Regions from separate parts of the Homo sapiens genome. Here region 1 is linked to region 2. A link is an interaction called in ENCODE POLR2A ChIA-PET data of the cell type or tissue named here. Cell type or tissue: A673. All regions are shown on one strand. Links, peaks and the distances in the headings refer to the core of each region. The heading gives the core; the rest is flanking DNA. Region 1 overlaps LINC02066 (long intergenic non-protein coding RNA 2066). Region 2 has its middle 110 kb from the start of P2RY1.

What was found. ChIA-PET counts read pairs that join two places held together with the same protein. Peaks named below come from ENCODE experiments on the same cell type or tissue, not always from the same donor. Only the 100,000 strongest peaks of a DNase experiment are listed, where the experiment ranks them.
Region 1: POLR2A ChIA-PET joins it to region 2 with 6 read pairs; 1 of 35 experiments calls an interaction of 5 or more read pairs at or near these places.

What each region holds. Positions count from the first base shown.
Region 1 is chr3:151,614,252-151,617,180 of GRCh38, forward strand. All of the region lies in intron 1 of LINC02066 (long intergenic non-protein coding RNA 2066), which reads left to right. It also overlaps a transcript of IGSF10 not described here. Among named protein-coding and RNA genes, the nearest start is that of MIR5186, 50 kb to the left of the region's middle. In A673, for the core only: no CTCF peak of the experiment used is centred there; a DNase peak (open chromatin) is centred at 1,410; H3K27ac peaks cover 443 bases.
Region 2 is chr3:152,727,106-152,730,034 of GRCh38, forward strand. No RefSeq gene overlaps it. Among named protein-coding and RNA genes, the nearest start is that of P2RY1, 110 kb to the right of the region's middle. In A673, for the core only: no CTCF peak of the experiment used is centred there; a DNase peak (open chromatin) is centred at 1,706; H3K27ac peaks cover 2,500 bases.

The DNA.
Region 1 (2,929 bases), core at 162-2,661, 1.1 Mb before region 2:
AGTCAGTGTGGCGATTCCTCAGGGATCTAGAACTAGAAATACCATTTGACCCAGCCATCCCATTACTGGGTATATACCCAAAGGACTATAAATCATGCTGCTATAAAGACACATGCACACGTATGTTTATAGCGGCACTATTCACACTAGCAAAGACTTGGAACCAACCTAAATGTCCAACAACGATAGACTGGATTAAGAAAATGTGGCACATATATACCATGGGATACTATGCAGCCATAAAATATGATGAGTTCATGTCCTTTGTAGGGACATGGATGAAACTGGAAACCATCATTCTCAGCAAACTATCGCAAGGACAAAAAACCAAACACCGCATGCTGTCACTCATAGGTGGGAATTGAACAATGAGAACACATGGACACAGGAAGGGGAACATCACACACCGGGGACTGTTGTGGGGTGGGGAGAGGGGGGAGGGATAGCATTAGGCGACATACCTAATGCTAAATGACAAGTTAATGGGTGCAGCACACCAACATGGCACATGTATATATATGTAACAAACCTGCACGTTGTGCACATGTACCCTAAAACTTAAAGTGTAATAATAATAAAATAAAAAAATAAGAAAAGGTAAAGTGAAGTATAGGAATTGGAAGTGAGGTAACAGAAACAGTAAAAAAAAAAAAAAAGAAGCCTGTAATGTAATAATTATGGTGATATCAATGAAAATTGAAACTTTTACTAAAAGCAATGACAGCTATTCTTGTAATGATAGATGACTTTGGAAAGCCTATGAACTTCTAAAATATGTTTAAAAGCATTTGCTAAGGTCAGAAAAATTTTAATGCCACATTTTTTGGTAAGTTTTGTTTACATATTTACATTTGAAAAAATATGCATGAAACCTCTATTTTGGGTCAGACAATGTTCTACCCTCTAATGTTACATTTGATTAAAATGCATATGTTAACTGAAAGCTACTTCATTTATAAGATTGAATGTCAAGGTTTTTTTGTGAGTTATAGCTATGAAAAGTAATTTACCCAAAATGATGGTGTGTTTTTTCACCTTTAATGTCTATATCACTATTTTTAATTTATAATTTTCTTAAACAATTTTTATATTTATTTCACCATATAAATACAGACTTAATTTTCATTTTAAATTTCTCTTATTACATATTAAAAGCTAGTACCTAAAAAGAACTACTTTTCTCCTATATTGTTCCATGTATGCTGTGTCTTAATTACTTTACTCTTCTTTTACTTAAAATAAATTAGAGAACTCTGAATATGTGAAGAAATTTGCAGTAATGGGAAATAAGACATTCAAATTATGCTGGGCATATGAAATAAGCTTAATGAGAACCTAACAGTGCGGAAGTAGGAAAAATTTTAAGTACGCTCTTTATGGATCAAATAAACTACAAAGGGAAGGAAATATGAAGCGCTGAAAGGAAACTATAAAAAGCAAGGGCAGATAAAAATTATGAGCTTTAAGGGAGTGATTAAATAGAGCTTTAAGGGAGTGATTAAAATAGCATACAAAGGTCGAGAAGAATCCTTTTTAGGATAAAGATAGAAAAATATTAACAGTAATTCTTAAAATGGCAAAATATTCAGTTAAGCATTTAACTATCAACTGTGACAACTTGGAGTTATGTTAATTTATAGGGATTCGTTTATTTATCCACTTACCAAATATTTATTTTGTTTTTGTTTGTTTGGTTGGTTTTGTTTTTTGAGGTTTTTTTTTTTTTTTTTGAGATTAAGTTTCACTCTTGTTGCCCAGGCTGGAGTGCAATGGCGTGATCTCGGCTCACCACAACCTCCGCCTCCTGGGTTCAAGTGATTCTCCTGCCTCAGCCTCCCAAGTAGCTGGGATTACAGGCATGCGCCACCACACCCAGCTAATTTTGTATTTTTAGTAGAGACAGGGTTTCTCCATGTTGGTCAGGCTGGTCTCGAACTCCCGACCTCAGGAAGTGATCCTCCCGCCTCAGCCTCCCAAAGGCCTGGGATTACAGGCATGAGCCACCGTGCCTGGCACTAAATATTTATTTTGTTATTACTCTTTTATTTTCTATTTTGTTTCATTCATCCAACATATATTTCAGTCTTCAAAAATAATGCCAATTAAGTGTAACTTAATGTATAGAATTAACTAAAATCTAACATATAAAAACATAGAATGGTGTTATTATATCCTTTTCTTTTTTATGGACATTCATTAAGTAAAAACATCTCTTAAAGGAGAGAGTGGTTTTGTATCTTGGAGAATTCTTTCATAGAAAACACACACTTCCAAAATAAATACTTAGGCCCCTTTAAAGGATATTTTAAACATAGAAAAGGCAGAATATCAATGCAAAAGACTAATATATTTGGGCACATAAAAGTTAAACAAAAACCTTTTCTACATTAAAATATTTAAATTCATTATTGACAAGCTGAGTAAAAATGCTTTCCACAAATAAGTTAACTGATTGATTAATATTCTAATTTATAAAGAGCATCTATCCATTCATGCATCTATGTATCATCTATAGAAACCTCTACGAAATGCGTCTTATTCTGTTTTCTGTTGCTATAACTGAATATCTGAGACTGGGTAAGTTATAAAGAAAAAAAATATTTTTTACAATTCTGGAGACTGGGAAGTTCAAGGTTGAGGGGTGGCATCTGGTAAGGGCCTTTTTACAGGTAAGGACCCTCTGTAGAGTTTCAGGGTGGCACAGGACATCACATAGTGAGAAGGCAAGGCTGCCTGAAGCCTTTAGGGCCCAATGCCTGCACTGGTGAGCCCAGGATGCTGGAAATGGAGTCAAAGGAGATTATTCTCCAGCTGTAAGATTTAAAGTAGTTTTCCCTGTTGGGGTTTAGACTTACTTGGGACTTGATACTACTTTCTTCTTCTCCTCTTCTTCTTCTCCCCCTCCCCCTCCCCTCTCTTCCTCCTCCTC
Region 2 (2,929 bases), core at 145-2,644:
CAGAAGGTGAAGGAGGAGCAAGTGTGTCACATGTAAGAGAGGGAGCAAGAGAGGTTCCAGGCTCTTTAAACAACCAGCTCTTGCATGAATAGAGTGAGAACTCACTCATTACTACAGGGAGGGCACCAAGCCATTCATGAGGGCTCCACTCCCATGACACAAACACCTCCGACAAGGCCCCATCTTCAACACTGGGGAATCACATTTCAAAATGAGATTTGTAAGAAACAAACATCCAAACCATCACATTTAGAACTAAGTTTTAACATATGAATTTGGAGACAAGGGGGCATAAACATTCAGCCTATAGCATTGGGTAGAGAAAAGTTTATGAAATAGAACACAGAAACACATTAAAGATTACAAACTGGAGTACATTAAAATAAATACTTTGTGTTCATCAATACTATTAAGAGTGAAACTGCATCATTAAAGTATACCTTTTGGTTGCGTGTACTTCTCTGTATATGTTTTATTTCACACAATTGCACATACACATGAGTCACATACTTGGGAGAGTGACTTACATCCTTCTTGGGGGGTAATCCGTGAAGGAAGAAGTTATTGAGAGAGAGAGATAGAGAAAGAGAGAGAGAGAGAGAGAGAGAGAGAGAGAGAGAGAGAGAGAGAGAGAGAGAGAGAGACAGGACCTACAGGCTCCTTGAAGTGAAAGGGGGAGTTGCATGTTATGGACCAGGGAAGAAGATGCTGTTAAAGCACAAGAAAGAAAGTGAGAAGCCCAAAAATTTGGGGCTGGAGCGACGGTGAGGCCCAGTCTCTGCAGTGTCTGGTAACTGTGCTGAAACACATATTTCTCTCTACCTTATATGTGGTAGGTTATTGTGAAAAGCTCAATCTCTTGATTCTTGGGATTCTCTTCATTAAGTGCTTCTTCCTGTAAAAACCACATTACAAAAAATGAAATCGTTATGTATAGTTTTACCTTTTTTTCTATAGGATTTTACCTTTTTTTCTATAGGATTGAAAAGAACAAAATCACCTTTTCATGAAATCTGATTCAGATACTAGATGGCAATCCGACAATGCTGCTTTAACATGATTGCCGATTAATGAGTTCAAATTTTATAATCTTCAGTATGTATTAAAGAGAACAAATAGCAGTTTAAGCATTAAACAAATTAACAATGAAAATGATTTCTAACTATTTGGTAAACTTTGGCAGAGAAGAGCTCAATATTTCACACCCAATCAGGATCTGTCCTGTGATATATTACCACCATGAATAAAAATGTTATACCGTATATGGTTATCTTTCCCTAAAGTCAAGAATGTTAATTTGTGACCTCTGGAAATAAACTCATCATAGTTTCTAAATATCTTGACTCTGAGCTTTAAAACAAAAGCAACTTGTTGTAAATATTTAGTCAGTCATTATTAAATAGATCAGCTCAGCGTGACTATTCCAGCTGGAGGAGGAGAACAGATTTCTTGCTGCCCATGTCACTGTATAAACCATTGTTTAAATAAGGCTGAGAATGATGGAACTGATTATTTCTGCTCCTGGTATTCATTACATTTTCACAACACACTTGCCAATTAGAGTCCACATAATCTTAGAGCTAAAAGGAAGTCTGCAGTTAAAGCTTTCAGGTTATTTCCATCACTTGAATTTTCATTTGTAGGAAGTAATAAGGAGGAATATTTCTTTTGTGAAGTGAAAAAATTTATAGGTGTTTTGTGACTAGATATGTGGAGTGAGATATAGCTAGCATAAATCTAGCTCATTTGTCTGCAATAGAACTACCTATGCAATAGTGATAATTTTTTCTTGTCTTGATTCCTAATCACAGTCTATATTGCACAGTTTTTCTTTCCTTCCTTCCTTCCTTCCTTCCTTCCTTCCTTCCTTCCTCCCTCCCTTCCTTCCTTCCCTCTCTCCCTCCTCTCTCTCTTTCTTTCTTTCTTCTCTTTCTTTTTTTCTCTGGAAATAGAGTCTTGTTCTGTCACCCAAGCTGGAGTGCAGTGGCATGATCATGGCTCAATGCAGCCTCCACTTCCCATGCTCAAGCAATTCTCCCACCTCAGCCTCCTGAGTAGCTAGGACTACAGGCACACACTACCACGCCCAACTAATTTTATTTTTTTTCTTTTTTGTAGAGATGGGGTCTCATTATATTACCCAGGCTGTTCTTCAACTCCTGGCTCAAGCTATTCTTCTGTCTTGGCCTCCCAAAGTGTTGGGATTACAGGCGCAAGCCACTGCCCCGACCCACAGTTTTCAAAAAGAATATTCGAGTACAATTATGCATGCTGGTCTCTAAATACCTTCACGTCTGAAGTGTACTTTTAAATTTATGTCTACATGTAAGTTTTTCCTAAGAAAACTTACCAGAAGTCTAATTAATATTAAAAATATTTTACCCATCTGCCCATAAGAAGACTCATCTCAGACAATAGAATAGAAAAGGCCAAAATGTGATAAAGTTGAGAGGTGTAATTCATTATTGTTATTGCACTATCCATATGCGTTTCCAATTTGGAAACACATACACTTTTATGGATTCTAAAATTATACATTATTTTCTATATTTCTTAAAATTAACCCAATACAGTAATTACTGCATTTATTTATTTTTTTGGTGTTGATGATTAATAATTAAGCTTTCTCTGTTCCATTTCGTTTTCGAAGAATTTTCCTCATTATTCAAATTTAGAAAATGAAATTTTAATTTAGATCATGCCCCGCAAGATGTAACCACTCTTTTCTCTCATACGATACTTGACCACCTTAAAGGATATGAGTGAAATCTTCCAAACACTTCATGTTGTAAACACATTTACAGTAAAGTTATTTTACTTTGTTTTTTAAAAAATGAATGAAAACAGATACGGTGCCGTGTAAAGTTAACTCCTCTATAAAGTTAGCTTTTCTAATTGCCATATAAAGGAGGATAATTTGATTTCAATT